Linked DNA regions of Homo sapiens: region 1 is linked to region 2. Evidence: chromatin loops called from intact Hi-C (ENCODE). Cell type or tissue: Caco-2. All regions are shown on one strand.

What was found. Peaks named below come from ENCODE experiments on the same cell type or tissue, not always from the same donor. Only the 100,000 strongest peaks of a DNase experiment are listed, where the experiment ranks them.
Region 1: a loop joins it to region 2, with 8 times the contacts of the local background. A loop is called at or near these places in 2 of 110 quality-filtered maps.

Annotation. Positions count from the first base shown.
Region 1 is chr14:43,778,254-43,783,253 of GRCh38, forward strand. No RefSeq gene overlaps it. Among named protein-coding and RNA genes, the nearest start is that of LINC02307, 610 kb to the right of the region's middle. In Caco-2, no CTCF peak of the experiment used is centred here; no DNase peak of the experiment used is centred here.
Region 2 is chr14:43,649,135-43,654,134 of GRCh38, forward strand. No RefSeq gene overlaps it. Among named protein-coding and RNA genes, the nearest start is that of LINC02307, 730 kb to the right of the region's middle. In Caco-2, no CTCF peak of the experiment used is centred here; a DNase peak (open chromatin) is centred at 2,497.

The sequences.
Region 1 (5,000 bases), 130 kb after region 2:
ATAATATATTCATGTTGTTCATCTAAACCTCTAGTTGTTATGTAACATCTTAAAGTATAGAAATGTCCTGTCTTAATTATCCTCTTAATTATTCTTTTAAGAGGTAATTTAATTTTAGATAAATTCTCTTAAAAAATGTAAACAGGAAAAATTGTTTTTCGTAAATAAAATAGCCACAGTATTTTCAAACCTATTTTTATTTATCTGTAGCCTCAGAGCCAGCAGAATAAGGTTTTTTGATACTCTAAAACAGAGGGAAAATAAGTTAAAGGAAAATATTATGCTATATGTTGGCAAGTTTTACCTGCTTTCATGAAATAAATTGAACATACCATTACATCATAGTCAAGTTATTACATACTTTTGTTTATCTATTACTGTATTACAAAAGGGAAAAGTACTACATTCACTGTATGTTAACAATGATAATACAGAAGGCGTAATATGAGAGAACAGTTCCAACACATTTGGAAGTGGAGTGCACTGCCAAGAATGTTTAGCTTTTACTGACTTGTAAGACTGGTTAATTTTACTGAAAGTTACTCTCTAAAACATTTCCAGCTTGACTGAAAATGAATCAATATTTACTGATGAAAGATTACACAACTTTGAAAGAGGCAGACAAACTCTAAAATTGGTCTTTTACTACCTGAAAGAAACTCCCATCAGTGAATAGTCTGTGGAATAAAGAACAAAATAGCATTACCTTTGACTTTTAATTGATTTTAGTTGCTGGAAGACACTAAACTAATCAATAACAGTAATAATGACAGGAACTAGGGTCTCATGTTTGGAAGTTCACTAAAAAATATTATGTGTATTCAAAGCAATGTGAAGGTAATAGGCATGAGGTCTCTACCATAAAACACCTCCCCCAATAGCTATGGTGACATGTAAATCAATATGAGCCCTAAGCAATGGAAGAATCTTCTAGTTGAGTACAATAGCAGAAAGTGGTGTTAAATATGAGAATGAATGAGAATGAAAACTGAATTTCAGTTATGCTGCTTTTGGCTGCAAGTACAGAAAAGCCAACTATAATGGATAAAATAAACAAGTGTATTTGCTCACACAACTAAAAGTCCAGAGGTCACTGGATTCAATCTAGCTATATCCAGTAGGTCTGGGCTACATCTTTCCCTGTGAATTCCTCTGTGTTCATTCCTACAATGGTGTCCTTCATGAGAACAATCTAACGATGAAGGTCAAAGTTTCACAATCACAGAACACAAATTCATGAGGGTGAGATATATCTTCTGGTGGCTTTATTTTAGGAAACAGAAAACTTCTTTTGCCTAAGCTCCCAGCAAACCTCTCTTTCATCTCTCCGTCTCAGAGTCAGCCATACCCCAATCTTGAAGCTAAAGGAATTTTTGTAGTTAATTGACTTGGAGATTACTGCAGGATTTAGCAGGCTCATCCTTGGACCTGTGGGTGAAGTAAGATTTATTTTTTCTATGAAGGAAATATGTCAACCGAAAAATAAATTAGTGTACTCCCAAAAGTAGAAGTGAAAAGAAAGTTTCATATGATGAGAAAGAAAATTATTACAAAACCCTATTTTTCAGCTCTCTTTACTGATATAATAAAAAATATACTCAAAAATGTAGATATAAGCTTTATCTATAAAGAGGAACTGTTAAAAAAAAAGTCCAGTATTCAGCTAAAATCTATTCAACACATCCTATTCACACATTCAATTTCTAATGAGGTTCTTGTCACTGAGATTATATTTCATTTAGAAAGACAATCAATTCAATAATTAAGTGAATATGATAACCACATAATGTTAAAGATCTGTGTAAGAAATAAATAGAGAAATATGATAGGAAATAAAAGGTAGAAAGCCAGACTACTTTTTATAGAATGACCAAGAAAACATTCCCTGGGAAGATGACATTTAAGCTTAAACATTAAACATGAAAGTTGAAAAAGAGACGTAAAACAGTGAGTAGAGAAAGTTGTTTCAGAAAGAGAATACAGAAAGGGCAAAGGGCCTGAGGTGCCTGTGCGTGCACGCACACACACATGCACACACACACACACACACACACACACACACACACAGAGTTAAAACATCTTGTTTTTATGGAAATAGAATTCACTCTGTTAAGGGTGAAAATGGGGTAGAGGAGATGTACAATACAAAAACATGCATAAATAATAAATATGTGAAAATATGTGTGCTTTGGGAAAAAAATAAGCAGGGAAAGACTGAACAAATAGCAATGACGGGGACTGAAAAAGGCTTGAAATATTAAATACAGTGTCAAGAGAAGAGCTTCAATGAAAGGGTGAAATTTGAGCAGATACCAGAAAGAAGAAAGAGAACAAACAGGTCATACAAAGAGCTGAGGAAAAACGTTTATGTAAAGAGAAATGCAAACAGAAATAGCCAAGATAAGAGCTTGGCTAACATTTTTTACAAAAGCAAGAAGGCTAGCTCACTAAAGCAAAGAGAACAAGTTGGGAGAGCAGATGAGGTATTGTAGGGCATTGTTGCTTTTGTTGAGAATTTTGACTTTTACTCTGAGTGACATCAAAGCCATTGGGAAATGAGTTGCATAAGAACAACATAGTCTACATGATCTGATAGATTTAAGATCATCACTCAGGCTGCTGTGTCATGAATTAGAATGCAAGGGGCAAGGACTAAGCAAGGATCCCTAGAAGATACTATTTAAAAACTAAGTGGGAGATCACAGTGGCTCAGGTCAGAGTAATAGTAGTGAAGGTGGAAGAAAACGGTTGGAATCTGGATATGTGTTAAAGCAAAAACGGAAATGATTTATCATAAGATTAGAGGTAGGTGTGAAAAAAATAGTATTTATAAGGAAAAATAGCAGTTTCTAAATGTCTTGGAAAAATAACTTTTTGAATATTTATAAATACCATTAAAAGATAATGGCTTCTTCATGTATTATAATTCTTCATGCCTTTTTCAATAACTTTTAATTTTTTTAACAAGTAGAAGCAAATAGTGGTGAGACTAATTTTACCTTTGGAAGTCAATTATTTTGTGTTAAGTAAAGAATAAGCAGTTATACCAGCGTCGTTTTTCAAGTATTATGTGTAACACAGTAGCATGCATCTTTGCAATAGTTTTGTGCAGATATGTGATTGAAGAAATAAAGACACTGCAAAGCAATGACTGAAAAAAAGAGAAACGTTTATAAAAGATCTCAAAATATTGACAAAACTATATATACTGAATATAAATAAATTGAAAGAATTTTTCTTTTTATTTTAACTTTTTTGAAATTATACATATATATGTATATTTTGCATATATATATATATACAGGAAAAAAGCTTATACCATAACTGAACAATTAATGAATTTTCACATGCTAAACATTCCTTGTCACTAGCACTCATAAAAGAAAAATAACAAATACCTCAGAAATAATTTTGTTGTTCTCTTTCAATTACTATTCCAATAGTTAATCACCATACTGATACATAAAAAATAAATGTGTTGCGTTTTCATATTTTGTGTATAAATTAATTCATTCAACATACACACTTTTGTGTCTAGTTTCATTAATTCAACAGAATGTTTGAGAGATTCATCTATATTGATATAGTTGTCAATCTTATCACTGTACTCTGTGGCAGATTTTGTTTTCAAAGATGGCCACACAGTGTCTCCCAACCCACATGATCTTCAAATTGAGCTTGCTGCTTCCTAGAGATGGAATCCAATTCCTATCCACTTGGATTATCCTGACATTAATGACTTTCTTGTAATCAGTGCAATGTGGCTTAATGAATAGGGTGTGACTTATGACTTCTAATGCTAGATCAGAAGAAGCACTGCAGCTTAGTTCTTATTTTTTGAAACACCAGCTCCTCATATACTCCTTCTTGGGATCCTCCCTTCTTAGAATGCAGCTGAAATTCTCAGAGAAGCCCAAGTCACATGCAAATGTTCCAACTGAATAATCCCAATTAGATATCAATCACTCCAGTGAAGTAATATTCAAAAGCTTCTGGTTTCCAGCCATTTAAGTCAGCCCCAACCATTCAAGTCTTCCCAGCTGAGGCCCCAGACATCATGTAATAGGGATAAATTATCCCTGCTGTGCCTTATCTCAATTTCTGATTCACAGTATCTATGGCCATATTGTTTGTTATTTTATTCTGGTGTATTTGAAATGGTTTTGTATGCAGCAACAATGGCTATGTATGCAGCTACTGGAACCTGTACCCATTCTCTGAATGAACCATAGTCAACTGTGGATGAGAATTTGGATTTTTTTCTACTTTGTAGCTTTTATGAATAGTGCTTCTGTGAACATAACATCTGTGTATTGTTGAGCCTTTGTATATATTTGTGTCGAGCTTATAAACATGAATGGAATTAGTATTCATTGGTACAGATTAAAAGATAGAACCAAATAATTTTCCAAAGTAGATGTAAAATATTTACATTCCCAGGCTGGGCACGGTGGCTCATGCCTGTAATCCCAGCACTTTGGGAGGCCGAGGTGGGCAGATCACCTGAGGTCTGGAGATAGAGACCAGCCTGACCAACATGGTGAAACCCCATCTTTACTAAAAGTACAGAATTAGTTGGGTGTGGTGGCACATGCCTATAATCCCAGCTACTTGGGGGGTGAGGCAGGAGAATTGCTTGAACCTGGGAGGCAGAGTTTGCAGTGAGCCAAAATCGCGACATTGCACTCCAGCCTGGGCAACAAGAGCAAAACTCAGTCTCAAAAAAAAAAAAAACAAAACAAACAAACAAAAAAAACTACATTCCCACAAGCAGCGTATGAATTCTGATTGTTCAGTGTCCTTGCCAACATTTCATTTTTTATCATATATCTTTTAGCTATTCCAGTAGATGTAGTATGCTATCCCATTGAAGTTTTCCTTGCATTTCTCTGATGTCTTACGTTATGAACAACTTTTTGTGTGTTAATTAGCCATTTAGATGTCCACTTTTCAAAAGGAAGTCTTTAACTCGTATTTCAACTGAGTTTTCTTTATTTTCC
Region 2 (5,000 bases):
ATCTACTTAGGATCTTTTTCTTTAAACATTAGGACATTTCCATTTCTAGCCTTTCATTGATTCTATCCCTGAATGCATGCAACCATTCACTTACAAGAGAAAATTCATAAGCTATGGGGAAATTTTATTTTATTTTTCTTTGTTAATGTAGGACTGGTCATAGGCATGGTTATTTTGGATACTAATTCTATTTCAAAGGCCTTAAAATGCTAACATAAAAATGTCTTCACCATTTTTTATTTCGTTCCAGAGTTCATAATTCTTATCATGACTGATATTTCTCCTGAAAACACTCTGTAAAATACAAAATGTTCCCTGTGAGAGCTCATACCTCAACCACTATCACTGTTTTCAAAGTACTCCAAGACTCACCCAGGAAGCAGTTATGAAGGGGATGCTGCACCACTTTAAAATACATTTGTTGTGTTTATACACAATTCTTTAACTCATTACTATGAGAACTGTTGAGATGGTAAAACAGGTTCAGCACACATTTATGAAACACTATTTATTGATGCTGATGAAGAATGTTGCAATGAGATTGATAGGTTTGATACAGAACAAGCTAATGTAAACTATAAATGTTGCAATTTTTTTTTTCTATTGAACACAAAACCCTGCAAGTTAACATCTAATGTCATGGAGACCTGGGTCTTAATAAATGGTAAATAACAGGTAAAACAGAGGTTTATCACTAGGAGGATAAAAATCTCCTGGGTAAGCCAATTATACAATGCTACTGTACATGCAGAAGATATACACCATCCTGTTGCCATATATCTAAGTTTTTAACAGTTTTTTCTTAATATCTATCTCCTCCCCAGATTCTGAAACAATAGATGCACAAATATGAAACGATTAAACTAACTTGATTAGCTGAAGCCAATAATAACTACCCAAACAAAAGCTGAACACTTAAACCTACTCAGCCATAAACAGAAGAGCTTGAAAGCTGCAGGCTTTGTCCCTAAAGCTAGGGCTTGCTGTTGTGGTGTTAACATCGAGAAGCTTGAGATAAAGGTGTCTGTCCCATAGAAGGCTCAGTTAGGTAGGCAGTATCATTAGCTCATTTGCTCCAGCCAGTGGAGGGTAAGATTTTCCATTCTTAATTTTCTCATCCACTAGGATCATCAGGTAGAGAATGGAGAGATTGGGGAACCATTCTAAGAGCAGATGTATTCACTTATTATGGGCAAAATCACAATAAAACATATACTTTGGGGTTATCCTTTGTACTGGAAATAAATCTGCCAGATGATATCTAACTTTGTGGAGACTAGGCCCTAATAAATAGTAAATAGCAAGTAAAACAGAGGTAATTCCCTTAGAGAATTAAAATCTCTTTGACCTCTTTTACAAGCCACATATTCTTTTCCTGATGCTCACAGGCTTTCCTTCTTAAGGTTTCCTCCCTTCAAGCTGCAAACAATCTATTTTATCCCCACAGGGTAGATCCTAAGCCTCCTGCTACATTACGATCCAATCTCACTTCCCTAAGACTTGGGTCAAAAGTCAGATTCAGTCTTCTTCATTCTGTTTTTCCTCTTCTTTGTTCTGCCATAACTTCATCACTCTATGCAATTTTTGTAATGGACAAATAAAGTCAACATTTTGGGAGAATGGCATCCAGAAATATGAGAAAGCCAAACCCATTACTTCAAATCCTCATTAAATCCAAGTAGCAGCTTGAATATCTTGAAAGTTAAATAGTGTACACAACAAAATTAAAATAAAAAAAAAAAAGAAAACCTCGAGGGCAGTGGATTATGGCGAACTAGAAGTAAGACAAGATTGCAGCTCCGACTCAGATGGACAGAGCAACGTGTGGAGGCTTGCATCGTGCATTTTTGCTCCAGAATGACTGGAATAAATCCTGCAGAAAATGACTGCAGCAAACCTGAAAAGATCCATAGACCCCTGAAGGAAGCAGATTGCTCCTGCAGGACCCAGGAGACACCCCAAATACTGTGAGTGCCCAAACTGTGGAAGTGGGAAAGGGAGATTATCTGCCCCTGAACACACACCCCCACTGGGGAAGCTGAAGGCTTAGATTAAAAGAGAAGATTTTGATCTTACCTGGAGCTGAGTCGATTTAGAGAGCCAAGCAAAATATAGGGGAAGAGGAAGCAGTTGGAAAAAGCCCTGGGAGATCACTGGGTCCCCTAGCAAGCCATTTTTGCCTGGCCTTACAAAGGTCCTTCGGGAGGGTGGCCAGAGGTACTGGGAAAAGGCCACAGGGAGAAGGAAGGCTCCAGCTGAACTTTATAGCAATTTGAACTCAACCAGAAGCCTCCTGACCAGAACTCGATGGGAGGGGTGAAGCTGGCTTGCAGATTCCACAGGTGGGGAAAGAAGGAAAGCTTTATTTGCTTTGCAGCTGGGAGGTGGGTACTCTGGAGCAAGTTCTCAGCCCTGCTTGTTCACTGCCTGGAAACAGACTCAGTGCTGTTGGGGTGAGCATGGTGAAAGTAAGACTGGCCCTTCCAGTTGCATGGGAGCTGGGTGAGGCTTATGACTGCTGGCTTTTCCCCACTTCCCTGATAACCTGAATGACACAGTAAACAAAGTCATAATCCTCCTAGGAGCATAACTCTGTTGACCTGGGAACCTCACCCCCATCCCCCACAGCAGCCAAAGTAAGACCCGCCCAAAGAGAGTCTGAGCTCAGACACACCTATCTATGGCCCCACCACATGGTCCTTCCATACCCACCCTGGTAACTGAAGACACAGGGCATATACTCTTGAGAGTTCTAGGGCCTTACCTACCACCTGTTTCTCCCCATACTACCACAGCTGATACTCTCTGGAAAGTTCCACCTCCTGGCAGGAAGCCAACCAGCACAAAAATAGAGCATTAAACCATCAAAGCTAAGAGCACTCACAGAGCCCATTTCACCCCCTGCCACCTCCACTGGAACAGGTGCTGGTACCCCTGGCTGAGAGACCACAGATGGTTCACATCACAAGATTCTGCAGACAACCCCCAGTACTAGCCCAGAGCCTGGTAGACTTGCTGAATGGCTAGATCCAGAACAGAGATAACAATCACAACAGCTCAGCTCTTAGGAAGCCACATAAAAAAATCACACTAGCTCACCAGCAATAGGCCCAAGCCAAGAAGAAATTTCTGATTTACACGAAAAAGAATGCAAGAGTATAATTATTAAGCTAATCAGGGAGGCACCAGAGAAAGGCAAAGCCCAATGTAAGGAAATCCAAAAATGATATAAGAAGTGAAAGGAGAAATATTCAAGGAAATTGATAGCACAAATAAAAAAACAATAAAAACTTCAGGAAACATTTGACAAACTTATAGAAATGCAAAATGCTCTGGAAAGTCTAAGCAATAGAATTGAACAATCAGAAGAAATAAATTCAGAGCTTGAAGATGAGGTCTTTGAATTAACCCAATCCAATAAAGACAAAGAAAAAAATAAGAAGATATTAACAAAGCCTCCAAGAAGTCTGGGATTATGTTAAATGACCTAATTTAAGAATAATCGGTGTTTCAGAGGAAGAAGAGAAATCTAAAAATCTAAAAGTTTGGAAAATATACTTGGGAGAATAACTGAGAAAAACTTCCCCGGCATTTCTCTAGACCTAGACATCCAAATACAAGAAGCACAAAGAACACCTGGGAAATTCATTGCAAAAAGATCATTGCACCTAGGCACATTGTCATCAGGTTATCTAAAGTTCAGATGAAGGAAAAAATCTTAAGAGCTGTGAGACAAAAGTACCAGGAAAACTTTAAGGCAAAATCTGATTAACAGAAGATTTCTCAGCAGAAACTCCACACCCTTTGGGGTCCTATCTTCAGCCTCCTCAAACAAAACAATTAGCAGCCAAGAATTTTTTATCCAGCAAAACTAAGCTTCATATATGAATGAAAGATACAGTATTTCAGACAAACAAATGCTGAGAGAATTTGCCATTACCAAGTCACCACTACAAGAACTGCTAAAAGGAGCTCTAAATCTTGAAACAAATTCTGGAAACACATCAAAAAAGAACCTTTTTAAAGCATAAATCTCACAGGACCTATAAAACAAAAATACAATTGAAAAAACAAAAACAAAAGCAATGAAAAATCAAGATATACAGGTAACAAATAGCACGATGAATGGAATGGTACCTCACATCTAAATACTAACATTGAATGTAAATGGCCTAAATGCCCCAATTAAAAGATACAGTATTGCAGAATGGCTAAGAATTCACCAACCAACTATCTGCTGGCTTCAAGAGACTCACCTAACATATAAAGACTCACACAAACTTAGGGTAAAGGGGTGGAAAAAAGACATTTCATGCAAATGAACACCAAAAGTGAGCAGGGCTAGCTATTCTTACATCAGACAAAACAAACTTTTAAGCAACAGCAGTTAAAAAAGACAAAGAGGAGCATTATATAATGATACAAGGCTTTGTCCAACAGAAAAATATCACAATCCTAAACATACGTGCACCTAACACTGGAGCTCCCAAATTTATAAAACAATTACTAATAGACCAAAGCAAAGAGATAGACCACAACACAGTAATGGTGAGGGACTTCAATACTCCACTGACAGCACTGGACAGGTCATTAAGACAGAAAGTCAAGAAAGAAACAATGGATTTAATCTGTACCCTGGAACAAATAGACTTAACAGATATATACAGAACATTCCATCCAACAATCGCAGACTGTACATTCTATTCAACAGTGCATGGGACTTTTTCCAAGATAGGCCATACAATAGGCCACAAAACAAGCTTCAAAAAGTTTAAGAAAACTGAAATTATATCTAGCACTCTCTCAGACCACAGTGGAATAAAACTGGAAAATAAATCCAAAAGAAACCTCCAAAACCATGCAAATACATGGACATTAAATAACCTACTCCTGAATGATCATTGGGTCAAAAATAAAATCAGGGTGGAAATTAAAATTTTTTTGAACTGAACGACAATAGTGACACAACCAATCAAAACCTCTGGAACACAGTAAAGGTG